3 separate regions of the Homo sapiens genome follow, and regions 1 and 2 are each linked to region 3. Evidence: chromatin contacts called from ENCODE Hi-C or POLR2A ChIA-PET data. All regions are on one chromosome and are shown on one strand. Each heading gives the region's core, a stretch centred on a gene start or an enhancer-like site at or near the end of the contact. The rest is flanking DNA. Distances are from core to core; before and after follow the strand shown. Region 1 overlaps RIPOR3 (RIPOR family member 3). Region 2 overlaps RIPOR3 (RIPOR family member 3). Region 3 has its middle 48 kb from the start of LINC01429.

What was found. Hi-C counts contacts between places; a loop is a spot of excess contacts on that map. ChIA-PET counts read pairs that join two places held with the same protein, here RNA polymerase II (POLR2A).
Region 1: POLR2A ChIA-PET joins it to region 3 with 10 read pairs in naive thymus-derived CD4-positive, alpha-beta T cell. The contact joins two enhancer-like sites. POLR2A ChIA-PET finds 5 or more read pairs at or near these places in 2 of 52 experiments (RWPE1 and naive thymus-derived CD4-positive, alpha-beta T cell).
Region 2: a loop to region 3 is called in a map of posterior vena cava, with 14 times the contacts of the local background. The contact joins two enhancer-like sites. A Hi-C loop is called at or near these places in 1 of 168 maps with a recorded cell type or tissue (posterior vena cava). POLR2A ChIA-PET finds 5 or more read pairs at or near these places in 1 of 52 experiments (RWPE1).

Annotation. Positions count from the first base shown.
Region 1 is chr20:50,657,799-50,662,716 of GRCh38, reverse strand. All of the region lies in intron 1 of RIPOR3 (RIPOR family member 3), which reads left to right. RIPOR3-AS1 (RIPOR3 antisense RNA 1) reads right to left here. Exons shown (of 3, transcript NR_111906.1): 3 at 2,426-2,851. Among named protein-coding and RNA genes, the nearest start is that of RIPOR3-AS1, 15 kb to the right of the region's middle. Within about 2 kb of position 1,283, at least 20 of the 41 ENCODE cell types and tissues checked have a DNase peak (open chromatin) inside an H3K27ac peak, as active enhancers do.
Region 2 is chr20:50,678,845-50,683,133 of GRCh38, reverse strand. All of the region lies in intron 1 of RIPOR3 (RIPOR family member 3), which reads left to right. Among named protein-coding and RNA genes, the nearest start is that of RIPOR3, 11 kb to the left of the region's middle. Within about 2 kb of position 2,538, at least 10 of the 41 ENCODE cell types and tissues checked have a DNase peak (open chromatin) inside an H3K27ac peak, as active enhancers do.
Region 3 is chr20:51,908,889-51,913,504 of GRCh38, reverse strand. No RefSeq gene overlaps it. Among named protein-coding and RNA genes, the nearest start is that of LINC01429, 48 kb to the right of the region's middle. Within about 2 kb of position 3,109, at least 5 of the 41 ENCODE cell types and tissues checked have a DNase peak (open chromatin) inside an H3K27ac peak, as active enhancers do.

The DNA.
Region 1 (4,918 bases), core at 34-2,533, 1.2 Mb after region 3:
GTGGGGCCAGGACTGGGATCCTCCCTGGGGTCCTGGTCCAGTGGACACCCCTGTGGGTCCACGAGAGAAGGTATGAACTGTGATGGAAGGGCAGTGGTGGGCCACCCGAGAGGAGGGTCCTGGGTGGGCAGAGGCATCCAGGCACACCAGATGGAGAAATAGCTTAGGGCGCTGTGTCTCACTCTCTGCAACAACTCCCCATGGGAGGGATGACAGCAGTCACGGCTGCACCTATGAAGTCCACCACCTGGGCTCCAAGCTAGCCCTGCCACTCTCCAGCCAGTGGCTCTGGGTGAGTCATGTCACCTGCCTGAACCTCCCTGGACCTCAGCACCTTCCTCTGAGCGTGGCCGTAAGCCTCAAGTGACATTATCCCACAGCCCATTGCCTGGCCCTTAGTGCCCAATTTCACCAATGTGGCCAATTATGACTGCTTATTTATTTCCATTTGGAAATTGGCTTTTAATTCCTTTTGGCTTTTCCCTTCTTCTCTGAGGGCTCCTCCTTCAGAGGGTCCTGCCCTGGATAAAGACAAAAGCAGATGCTCCCAGGTAGTCTGGGTCACACCCACGCCTCCCGTGGGTCTGGAAGTGGCTGGAGGAGGAGTGAGTCTGCGGCTGATCCTTTTCCTCATCAGGAGTCAGCTCCTTGGAGCCTCCCAGGGATGTCTGGAGGGGCTGCTGATTGCAGAACCAGCTGGAAGGGAAATTCGAGGGCAGATGTGGCGACAACGGAGGCTGCAGCAGTCAGAGCTTCCCCGCACTGTAGTGGCACAGGTGCCACGCCTGGAGCCCATCAGCCCCATGTTCAAATCCCAGTGCCGCCACTGCCTGCCTGTCGAGTGAATGTGATTCCTCCCACGGTTGGCTGAACTGGCTATGGACAGCAGCTGTCCTGCGCGGGACCCCAGGGGAAATGGAAAACATATCTCTGCCCCAGGCCAGCTTCCCCTTCTCTCCCAGGCCCCGACCTGCCCTTTAGACTCAGGAGTCCTGGCTTCACCCTTTGTCCGGACCTTCAAGAGACAACACAACTCTGATAACAGCAGTTCCGAGGCTGAGAAGGGGTTGTCGTGGGGACAGCGTGTTCCTGCAGCTAAGCCTTAACCTCTTTGCCTCTCCTCAGAATGCTTCAGACCAGGAAAGGGGAACTTGTCACTTGGGACTTGCAGGGACACTGTTTTGAAAGTAAACTCTCCCAAAGAGCCTCTGCCTGCTTTAGGGAGGAATGTTTGTTTGGGTTCTATGAATCAGAAACCTACTCTACCAATTTCAGGTTAAAAAAGGATGTGTCACAAGGCTATGGAGATGTTTATTTTCTTTTGGTTATTAAAAACATGTTAGGCTGGGTGTGGTGGCTCATGCCTGTAATCCCAGCACTTTGGGAGGTAAAGACAGGAGGATTGCTTAAGCCCAGGAGTTGAAGACTGGCCTGGGCAACATAGTGAAACTGTGTCCCTACAATTTTTTTTTTTATTTTTTAAGACAGTCTCGTTCTGTTGCCCAGGCTGGAGTGCAGTGGCGTGATTTTGGCTCACTGCAACCTCCGCCTCCCGCGTTCAAGCGATTCTCCTGCCTCAGCCTCCCGAGTAGCTGGGATTACAGGCATGTGCCACCACGCCCAGCTAATTTTTGTATTTTTAATAGAGACAGGTTTTCACCATGTTGGTCAGGTTGGTCTTGTACTCCTGACCTCAGGTGATCCACTCACCTCGGCCTCCCAAAGTGCTGGGATTACAGGCATGAGACACCGCACCCGGCCTCTACAAAATTTTTTTTTTTTAATTAGCCAGGTGTGGTGGTTCCTGTAGTTCCAGCTACTTTGAGGGCATAGGTGGGGGGTGCTGAGGTGGGAGGATCCCTTGAGCCCAGGAGGTCGAGCCTACAGTGAGCTGTGTTTGTGCCACTACACTCTAGCCTGGGTGACAGAGCAAGACCCTGTCTCAAAAAAAAAAAAAAAAAAAAAAAGGTAAATCCCAGAAAACCCAATGACACTAATTTAAAGGAAGATTCTTTGGTTCGTGTAATGGAAAGTTCGGGGGTAGTGCTGTGATTTGGATAGGGGGTGTTTGTCTCCACCAAAACTCATGTTGCAATTTGATCTCCACTGTGGCAGTGTTGGGAGGCGGGGCCTAGTGGGAGGTGTTGGGCTATGGAGGTGAATCCCTCATGAATGGCTTGGAAGTGCTACCCTCTCACCAGTGAGTGAGTTCTTGCTGTCACTCTCGTGAGACTGAATTGGTTCTCCATCTAACTCATTGCTGTGAGAGTGGGTTATTATAAAGCTATGATGACCTTCAGGTTTTCCCCTTTTTTGCAGTCTCCCTTCTGTTTTCCCTTTTCCTGCGTGTGGTGATGCAACGTGCAAGCCCTTGCCAGAAGTCAAGGCCATCCCTTTAAATGTCTCAGACTGCAGAGCTATAAAATGAAATAAGTCTCTTTTCTTTATACATTACCCAGTTGCAGGTATTCTTTTATAGCAACACAAAATGGACTAAGACAAGTAGAGTGGGTTTCAGGTGAAGCTTGATCCAGCCACTTAGCTCTATCACTGGGATCCAGAATCCCACAGCACCTGCTCCTCTTTCTATATGGACGTACTCCCCAGAATGACCACCCCACATCCAGGTATCCATCACCTTTTAGCTCAAGTATCTGGACCAACAGGAACATCCTGTGTCTCTTGATTCACGTTTCTGAGGGAGGGAATCCAGTACCCAGGCTCATCCTTTTGGGGCATGTATCTGAACTCATGTTCGTGGCCAGTGAGTGAATGGTCTCTCCGGGGTCCGGTGTCCATAGCTTGTTCAGTCATCAGTGGCCAGACCATGTGGGTCACGTGCCTCCTCCACCTGATTGGAGATAGGGTGTCTGAGAAGGGGTCACAAACAGGTCAGTCACCCCAATACCTTCCCAGAGAAGTCAGGACTCAGCTGGTGATTATCCGAGGACCCCATAACTCCTCCCTGGCCTGGAAACCACCCAAAGAGGCCTATTTTGGTCTTAATTTGTAATTTTGGGAGAATTTTAAGTTTGGTTCTGGTTAGAATTTTTTTTTTTTTTTTTTTTTGAGACGGAGTTTCGCTCTTGTCACCTAGGCTGGAGTGCAATGGTGTGATCTCGGCTCACTGCAACCTCTGCTTCCAGGGTTCAAGTGATTCTTCCGCCTCAGCCTCCCGAGTAGCTGGGATTACAGGTGCCTGCCACCACGCCTGGCTAATTTTTGTATTTTTAGTAGAGATGGGGTTTTGTCATGTTAACCAGTCTGGTCTCAAACTCCTGACCTCAGGTGATCCACCCCCTTCAGCCTCCCAAAGTGCTGGGATTACAGTTGTGAGCCACCGCACCCGGCCCTGGTTAGAATTTTCATGCCTGGATATTTCCTGATGTTTTGTTTCTGGTTCATTCAGGAGGAGAAATTCAGACTTCGGTTCAGGAAATGGTTTTAATCACTGTCCCCAAGAAATCGGCCAACAAGCACATGTGTCCACCATCAGGTGGAAAACCCAGAATCATTTTCAGATGGCTGTTAACCAGCGGCAGGGTGGCTTCTGCAAGCAAATGCTGCATTATTATTTTTTTTCTTTCATACCAGGAAAAGGGTTTTATCTTCAAAACAATGTATCCACGTCACTAATCGGTCTGGAAGAACTTGTTTGGCCAAATTTAGAATCCACAATAAGGTCAGAGAGAATAAATTTAGAACTGAACTCTGAGCTCTCAGGGCCAACAGTTCCGTTTGGCACTGGGTACTTGCTAACTCCATCTGCCACCTAGAGCTTGATTGTATTTCCCCTTTACCTCCCAGGTCCACCAGAATTTGCAGGATAACGTAGCCTTGGAGAGTAAGACCTGGCATCTAAACCTGTCTTCACCATTTATAAGCTATGTGACTCTAGGAACGTGTTTCATCTCTCTGAGCCTTAGTTTCATCATCTTTTAAAGAAGGCTGGAGGGTAATAATAACATCTTATAAAATAACATGTAAAGATTGATTATAATTTTTTTTTTTTGAGACAGAATCTCGCTCTGTTTCCCAGGCTGCAGTGCAGTGGGGCAATTACAGCTCACTGTAACCTTGATCTCTTGAGTCTAATCAATCCTCCCACCTCAGCCTCCTGAGTAGTAGGCATATACCACCACACCTGGCTAATTTTTAAAAAGTTTTATTTTGTAGAGATAGGATCTCACTCTGTTGTCCAGGCTGGTCTCAAACTCCTGGGCTCGAGCGATCCTCCCACCGTGGTCTCCCAAAGTGCTGGGATTACAGGTGTGAGCCACCTCGCTCAGTCCAACCATTCTGATTTCTGTCTCTGAATTTGAGTATTCTAGGAACCTCATATAAAAGGATCATACATCACTTGTCCTTGTGTGATGGGCATATTTTCTTATCATAATGTCTTCATGGTTCATCCATGTTGTCGTATGGGTCAACATTTTCTTCCTTTTTAAGGCTGAATAATATCTCATTGCATATATACACACCACATTTTGTTTATCCATTCATCTGTCAATGGACATTTGGGTCTCTTGCACCTTTTTGCTATGATGAATAATGTGGCTATGAATATAGATGTACAAATATTTGTTAGAGTCCCTGCTTTCGCTTCTTTTGGGTACATACCCAGAAGTTTGATTAAAACATTTTATGGAGGCTGGGTATGGTGTCTCACACCTGTAATCCCAGTACTTTGGGAGGCCGAGGTAGGAGGAGCACTTGAGCCCAGGAGTTTGAGACCAGCCTGGGCAATATACCGAGGCCCTGTTACTACAAAAAAATAAAAATAAAAAAAAATTAGCCAGGCATGGTGGTGCACCTGGAGTCCTAGCTACTTAAGAGAGAGGCTGATGCAGAAAGATCCCTTGAGCCCAGGAGTTCAAGGCTGTAGTGAGGTATGATCGCATCACTGCACTCCAGC
Region 2 (4,289 bases), core at 1,289-3,788, 1.2 Mb after region 3:
ATTCAGCGGCATTACGCACATTCACAATGTTGGGCAATTATCAGCGCCATCCATTTCCAGAACATTTTCATCTTCTCAATTTCCCTTGCTTAAAAAAATAGTTTTATCACCAGGCACGGTGGCTCATGCCTGTAATCCCAGTACTTTGGGAGGCCAAGGCGGGCAGATCACCTGAGGTCAGGAGTTCGAGACCAGCCTGACCAACATGGAGAAACCCCGTCTCTACTAAAAATATAAAATTAGCCAGGTGTGGTGGTGCATGCCTGTAAACCCAGCTACTAGGGAGGCCGAGGCAGGAGAATTACTTGAACATGGCAGGCAGAGGTTGCGGTGAGCCAAGATTGCTCCACTGCACTCCAGCCTGGGCGATGAGTGCGAAACTCCGTCTCAAAAAAAAAAAAAGTTTTATCACTTACATGTATGCCAAAATAATATATCATTTACTTTTACTGCTGTTTGAACTTTACGTAAAGATATATCTTGTCTTCTGGCACATACATGCAGACACACACACACACACATATTTTGAGACAGGGTCTCACTCTGTCACCCAGGCTGGAGTGCAGTGGTGCAATCTCAGCTCACTGTAGCCTTGACTTCTTGGGCTCAGGTGATCCTCCCACCTCAGCCTCCCTGGTAGCTGGGACTACAGGCGTGCACCACCACACTTGGCTACGTTTTTGTAGAGACGGGGCTTTGCCATGTTGCATATTGCCCAGGCTGGCCTCAAACTCCTGGCCTCAAGCAATCAGCCTGCCTTAGCATCCCAAAGGGCTGGGATTACAGGTGTGAGCCATGGTGCCCAGCCCCTGCACTTACATTTTTATAAATCATTTTATTGCTAAAATTCGTTGATATAATTGCTTATCACTTGTTCATTCACTTTTCTCTGCTGTGTACTATTCCATGGCATACCAGCATTTATTTTTCCTGTCTATGACCATGTGGGTTGTTTCCATTTGTCAGTTTTGTTTGCTACATACACGGTTCTGCTTTGAGGGTTCTTGTACTGTCCTATTGCACACATACAGGAGTGTGTCTCAAGTTTGTACCTGGAAGTAGAATTGCTGGAATATGAAATCGTATGCTGAATTATCTTCTAATGGTTGTACCAATTCACAAGCCACCCTCTACACATGGCATTTGTCAAACATCTTACTTTTTGCCACCTGAATGGGTGGAATTTGCCCTAGATCTTGACTGACATCAAGGACGGGGCTGGAATGTCCAAAAGCCTTGAATGGGCTGCGTGTTTGTGACGTCCCACATCTTTGTGGCACAGCTTCTCCTGCAGGAGAGGCAAGCCTGGCAGCTGTGCTACAGAAAGGAACACATGGCGTAGGGATTACAGATCTGATAACATCAACTTTTCCTTCCTCCCCTCCACCTCCTTTTATTTGGTCTGGTTCTCAACGCGTGTGGGGAACGGTGTGGTGAGGAAGGGGCGAATCCTTGGTCCGTGACAGGCACTGTTGCATGCACTTTACAGATATTGCTGTTAATTATTTACCTCTCAGATCCTGCAAATGGAGGTGCCCTTAGAAGCCCCACTTTACAGATATGGAAACTGAGGAACAGAGAGGTTAAGTGACTTGCCTGAAATTACACAGGGAGTAAATGGCAGAACTGGGTTTGAATCCAGCTCTTCTGGCTTCGTCCAAGGTTTATGCTGCCTTTCAGTAGCGCCTGCAGTGAAGGGTTGCAAACTCCTCAGTCCTACAGACTTGGGTTCAAACCCTGGATCCCCTACCACCTCACTGTATACCTCTGAGCAGTTACATCACGTCTTTGAACCTCAATTTCTCTAAAATAAAAAGAGCTATCTTTTCCAGAAGCCTCATTATATGTTTTTTTTTTTCTAGTGCCTTATTGTTTCTTTTCTTTTCTTTTCTTTTTTTTTTTTTTTTTTGAGACAGAGTTTGGCTTTGTCGCCCAGGCTGGAGTGCAGTGGTGCAATCTTGGCTCACTGCAGCCTCCACCTCCTGGGCTCAAGCAGATCCTCCCATCTCAGCCTCCCAAGTAGCTGGGACTACAGGCATGCACCACCACGCCCAGCCAGTTTTTATTTTTTGCAGAGACTGGGGTCTCACTTTGTTGATCAGGCTGGTCTCAAACTCCTGAGCTGAAATAGATTCACCCGCCTTAGCCCCCCAAAGTCCTGGGATTAAGGTGTGAGCCACTGTGCCAGCTATTGTTTCTTGTTAGGTCATATGCCCCTTCTTGAAATTTCCCCGGAATATGTTCTTTGGCTTACGCCTGTCAGAGCTCATCTCTGGAGTTGAGGGGGTATCAATGCCACTCACACTTGTACCTGCAAATCAGGGTGCCCTCCCACCCCCCGACCCAACAAAAGCCAAAGGCTGTTCGTAGGAGCAGGAGATAGGTGCTGGGCATCAGGAAAGCAAGTGTCCACTCTGGTCTGGCTGGGCTGGTTTGGGCCACTGACCTTCATGACCATTGTATTGCGTAAGAGGCTGCTCTGGTTGAGCTGTAACCAGCACAGGCAGCCTTTGGCCAGGTCGGCGTGAGATTACCAGCCTCGCACAGGCGGCTGCACACGACACGTCTGCAATACCTATTCTGAAGGGTAATTCTCTGGGATAAAGCATGTTTATGTTTTTTAGGGAGGTGGGGAAGAAAATTCCATTTCTGTTGCCAATTAGTTCTGCTTGAGAACAGCTTTTCTCAACACCAACATATTGGCTGCCCAGACTTGAGTTCTGTTGATTAACTCAAAGTGGGGAAAAAAGTGATTTTTCTTTCCTTCCTCCACCCCCAACCGTGAAACCCGGCTGTTAGTGATGAAAGGGGTCCTGTGGATCATTTAGTTTTCCTTGTCATGACTCCAGGAAAGGCTATAAAAATAATCAGTGGGCCCCGCTGGCCGTAATTGACTGTAGAGAGAAGTTGGCTACCACAGCGCCTGAGTTATGAGAATCTGTTTCAGATGCAGGCTTCAGTTGAGCCTCGTCTAATGACACCTGCTCCCCAAGGCCAGCGGAGGGTGGGGGTGCTGACGCTTGTCTGCATGCTTCTCTTCCTTCCCGGGTTCCAGGGAGCTCCTGGCAGAGGGACCCAGGACAAAACAGAGATGCTGGGAGGAGAGGACCAAGCATGGATCTGGCCCTGCTGCTTGCACCAAATTCCAGGTCTACTGTTTGTTTGTCTGTTTGTTTTGAGACAGGATCTTACTCTGGTTGCCAGGCTGGAGCGCAGTGGTGTGATCTTGGCTCACTGCAGCCTCAACCTCCTGAGCTCGGGTGATCCTCCCACTTCAGCCTCCTGGGTAGCTGGGACTACAGGTGTATGCCGCCATGCCTGGCTAATTTTTGCAGTTTTTTAGTAGAGACGGTTTTTTTTTTTTTGAGACAGAGTCTCACTCTATTGCCCAGGCCCGAGTGCAGTGGCGCGATCTCGGCTCACTGCAACCTCTGCCTCCCAGGTTCAAGTGATTCTCCTGCCTCAGCCTCCCGAGTAGCTAGGACTACAGGTGAGCGCCACCACGCCCGGCTAATTTTTTTTTTTTTTTTTTGTATTTTTAGTAGAGACAGGGTTTCACCATGTTTGCCAGAATGGTCTCGATCTCCTGACCTTGTGATCTGCCCACCTCAGCCTCCCAAAGTGCTGGGATTACAGGCGTGAGCCACTGCACCAGTGGAGATGGGATCTTGCCATGTTGCCCAGGCTGGTCTCGAACTCCTGAACTCAAGCGATCCTCCCACCTCAGCCTCCCAAATTGCTGGGATTACAGGTGTGAGCCACCGTGCCCGGCCCAGTCCACTGTTTGTTGGCCATGAACCTGGGGCAAGAAACTTCACTTCTTGGTGCCTCTTTTTTAAATTTTATTCTTTTTTTTAACCATAAACTCAACCAAGTGGCACCCTCATTTTATATATTTTTAAATATTATATATATATTTTTTGAGGTATATATATTTTAAAATATTATATGTGTATCTCTCTCTCTCTGTGTGTGTGTGTGTGTATATATATATATATTTTTTTTTTTTTTTTTTTTTTTTTTTTTTTTGAGACAGGATCTTGCTTTGTCACCCAGGCTGGAGTGTAGTGGTGCAATCCTGGCTCACTGCAGCCTCGAATTCCTGGGCTCAAGCAATCCTCCCACCTTGGCTTCCTGAATAGCTAGTACTACAGGTGTGGATCACCAGGCTTGGCTAATTTTTTGAATTTTTTGTAGAGATGAAGTCTCACTTTGTTGCCCAGGCTGGTCTTGAACTCCTGAACTCAAGTGATCCTCCCACCTGGGCCTCCCAAAGTGCTGGGATTACA
Region 3 (4,616 bases), core at 1,860-4,359:
TATCTAAGTAAAATGTATAATGTGTTAGATAGTGGTAAATGCTATGGATTTAAAAAAAAGTAGAGAGAGGAACCAGTGCTGATGGGTAAGGATTGTCATTTTATATCCGGAGGTCAGTGAAGGTCACAGAGAAGGTGATTTTTTTTTTTTTTTTTTTTAGACTTGAGTCTCACTCTATCGCCCAGGCTGGAGTGCAATGGCGTGATCTCGGCTCACTGCAATCTCTGCCTCCTGTGTTCAAGCGATTCTCCCACCTCAGCCTCCCGAATAGCTGGGATTACAGGTGCGTGCCACCACGCCCAGTTATTTTTTGTATTGTTAGTAGAGACAGGGTTTCACCATGTTGTCCAGGCTGGTCTTGAACTCCTGACCTCAAGTGATCTGCCCACCTTGGCCTCCCAAAGTGCTGAGATTACAGGCATGAGCCACCTCACCCCAATGAAGGTGATTTGAAGGAAGGACAGAGCAAGGGAGGAGAGGGGCATGGAATATGGGGGAATTGCCCCAGACCGAGGGCACAGCCAGTGCCAAGGTCCAAAGGCAGAGCCTCCTGGGGGACTCGTGGAGCAGTAAGGAGGCTGGTGTGGCTGGAGGAGCCAGCCAGGGGGGAGAAAGTAGGGTAGCTGTGGTCAGGAGTCAAGGGAGGCAGAGATTGTGGGGATTCGGGCGTCAGCTGAGACTGCACGTGAGCTATGTAGTCCAGCCTGCACTTCCGTGGCATCACTCAGCCTGCTGTGTGAAGAACAGGGCATGGGGCAGGAGGCAGCTGGGGAGTTAGCACCACGTCCCGATTTGGACCACGATGGGAGCAGTGGGGATGGAGAGAAGGGTCTGATTCCGAATCCGTTTTAACGATGAAGATGGATGGCTGGGTTGGATGGGAAAGCAGAGAAATCGAAAAGTCAAAGAAATCTCCTGTTTTTTTGTTTATTTGTTTGTCCGTTGTTTTGCCAGTGGTGGGATAGAGTTGCCAGGAGCCAAGCAGGTGAATCCTGTAAGAATGCAGATTTGAGGTTGACCAGGAGTTTGGTGGGGGTTTTTTGTTTGTTTGTTTTGAAATGGAGTCTCTTCTGTCACCCAGACTGGAGTGCAGTGGTGCAATCTCAGCTCACTGCCACCTCCGCCTCCTGGGTTCAAGCAATTCTTCTGCCTCAGCTGCTGAGTAGCTGGGACTCCAGGCACGCGCCACCACAGCCAGCTTGCTTATTTATTTATTTGTTTATTTATTTATTTATTTAGACAGAGTTTTGCTCTGTCGCCCAGGCTGGAGTTCAATGGCACGATCTCAGTTCACTGCAACCTCTGCCTCCGGGGTTCAAGCGATTCTGCTGCCTCAGCCTCCTGAGTAGCTGGGATTACAGGTGCCTGCCACTATGCCCGGCTAATTTGTGTATTCTTAGTAGAGACGGGGTTTCACCATGTTAGTCAGGCTGGTCTTGAACTCCTGACTGCATGTGATCCGCCCGCCTCGGCCTCCCAAGCGCTGGGATTATAGGCATGAGACACTGCACCTGGCCTTATTATTTATTTTCTAATACATTGTTAGGAAAGACAGTCAGACTTTAAGAAAATGGATCAACTCAGGAGAAAACGAAGGGAAGAGCTGAGAGACTAAGCCTGGGGTAAGAGGCTAGTGAGATGGCAGGAGAAGGGCAAGGAGCTGAGACTGGACCTCCCGTCCTTCTTTTCTCTTGCTCCCAACCTCACTCTTCCTGCTTTCCTTGGTCTCCCCAGCATCACCTGCCACCCCGTTCATTTCCATGGCCAAACCACCCCTGGGGAAAAAACACAGGAACACAAGCTCTGCCTCACAGCCATAATACAATAAAAAGCTAAAACAACCACAGCTCCCATTTATTGAGAATTCTCCTGGAAGTACAATATACACACACCCACACATCTATATATAAATACACACACACACATATCTATATATAAACACACACACACAATTACATGTGCAATATATACATATGCAACATGTGTACACGCGTATGTATACACACATGTATACCCTTAAAACAACCCTATGAGGTGGGGACTATTATTAGCCCCATTTTAGAAATGAGGACATCAGGTACAGAAATGTTAAGGAACTTGCCCAAGGCCAAGGTGGAGGAGGCCTGGGTTTAGACCCAGACAATCATATTCTAGATTCTACCTGCTTAACCATGATGCGATATGTTGGAAGGGTTTTAGATGGGTGAGGAACATCCTTAGAAAGCATTCTAAACAAGTGCCCATTTGATTTAGGGTATTTATGCATCTGGGACTATCTCAAGCCATAAGTTCTTCTGATTTCATAGTTTTTCAAATACCAAAAAACACTGTACCAACAAAAATGTTGGTATTGTAGTTTTCAAAGAATAGTGCCTTATTAAAAGGGATATTAAAATCTCAAAAAGTAGCTTTGCAGTGAGTAATGGCTAATGACAAATAAATTTTAAAAGGAAATGAGGGTGGCTGTTTGAGTAAATACAGTCCTAGACAAGGGGTGTGTCGAGAGCAGGATTGGAATTCCACAGAAGTCTTTTCAGCGTGGCTGTACAAGAAAAGGAGTCCTTAGCCTGCTATTTTATGTTTGATCATGTCCTCTTGTTAATAAACTTGCTGTGCTCCTATTTGGCAAGCTCCTGGCTATGCTGTAAAAAGGCATTGTCCCCAGAACGTATTTAAATTTCAAATGCATGCCCAATAAAACCGAGCCCAGCGCTGGTTAAATTCTCTGCATAACTCAAGGGGTTATTTCATTTCACTCCTGCTCTTAGGAGTTCTGCAATTGGGTTTTGTCCACCAGCCCCTGCCCCCAAGCCTGTCTTTCTTTCTCTCTGCAATCTGCTAGCGGCAATTAGCCTCAAAGATATACCTTTGTGCTCTGGTTTGGTTTAAAAAGGCATTAATCTTGGTTATAGGGAGAACACTCTATGCTAATGTGTGTTTTATTTTCAGCAAGTCTTATTGATCTGCACTTTCAATTCTTCCTTATTAATGTCCAGCAGCCCAACTTTTAAAGGGTCAAATTTCAAAGAGACTACATCCTCTCCTTGGGAAGTACTCCCCCCTCATATTTCTGGAAATGCAAGTAGAGTATCTGGCCCCTAATCTATATGCATGGATTGAGTCATAGAAGGCTAGAGGGTGCTGGTTCCGGCCCTGGAAGCTAAGGATATCCAAAGGAGAATTTCTAAAAGTCGTCACTGAACTTTTATAGAACGCTAAGAAAAAAAAGAAAACAGAAAATCACCTCTGAATTTGCAAATCTCTCTCTTTTGTTTTGGGACTATCTAAATGTAACTTTTCAATAGTTGCCTACCCCAAATGGTTTTCTCCTGCTATTTGTGGAAATTCCAAAGTTAGCCATTAGTCATTGGTGGCTATTGTTAATGACAGTAATATAAACTGAAGAGGAAAAAGATGATTCCAACCTCTAAACTTAAATTTTTAAAATACATTTCTTGTTTTGGAGTAATTTTAATTTCACCAAAAAGTTACAAAGACATTGTATTAAGAGTTCACACATACTCTCTACTCAATTTCCCCAGATTTTGACATCTTACATACCACGGTAACTGAGAAATGAACATTAGTAAAATACCGTTAACTGACCTCTAGACTTTATTTGGATTTTACTGATTTTTCCACTAATGTCTTGTTCCTGTTCTAGGATCTAAGATGCCACATTGCATTTTTAGTGGTTTCCTTTTTTCAAATCTTATTTTGGTTTTATTTCCGTTGACCTCCCCAGGATACCCCTCCCTCCTTCCCTCCTTTTTTTGGCCATTCAATAAAAAATCACAGAAACGTCGGCCGGGCACAGTGGCTCATGCCTGTAATCCCAGCACTTTGGGAAGCCAAGGCAGGTGGATTGCTTGAGGCCAGGAGTTCGAGACAAGCCTGGCCAACATGGCAAAACCCCGTCTCTACTAAAAATACAAAAATTAACTGGGTGTGGTGGTGCATGCCTGTAATCCCAGCTACTCGGGAGGTTGAGGCACAAGAATCACTTGAACCTGGGAGGCAGAGGTTGCAGTGAGCCGAGAATTGCACTACTGCACTCCAACCTGGGCAACAGAGTGAAACTCTGTCTCCAAAAAAAAAAAAAAGTCTCTTAAATAAAACCTTATTGTAAATTAATACGTATGTATTCTATAAGATGTTGGACAAGGTAAGTAAACAATAAAAATCACTCAATGATGGCTCACGCCTGTAATCCCAGCACTTTGGGATGCTGAGTCGGGTGGATGGCCCGAGGTCAGGAGTTCGAGACCAGCCTGGCCAACATAGTGAAACCCCATGACTACTAAAAATACAAAAAATTAGCTGGGCATGGTGGCACATTCCTGTAATCCCAGCTACTTGGGAGGCTGAGGCAGGAGAATCACTTGAACCCGGGAGGCAGAGATTGTAGTGAGCCCAGACTGCGCCATTGCACTGGAGCCTGGGCAACAAGAACAAAATTCTGTCTCAAAAAAAAAAAAAAAAAAAAAATCAGTCAGAATCTTATCCAAAAATGACAAGTATTATCTTTCTTTTCTTTTTTCTTTTTCTTTTTTTTTTTTTGAGACGGAGTCTCGCTCTGTCGCCCAGGCTGGAGTGCAGTGGCGCGATCTCGGCTC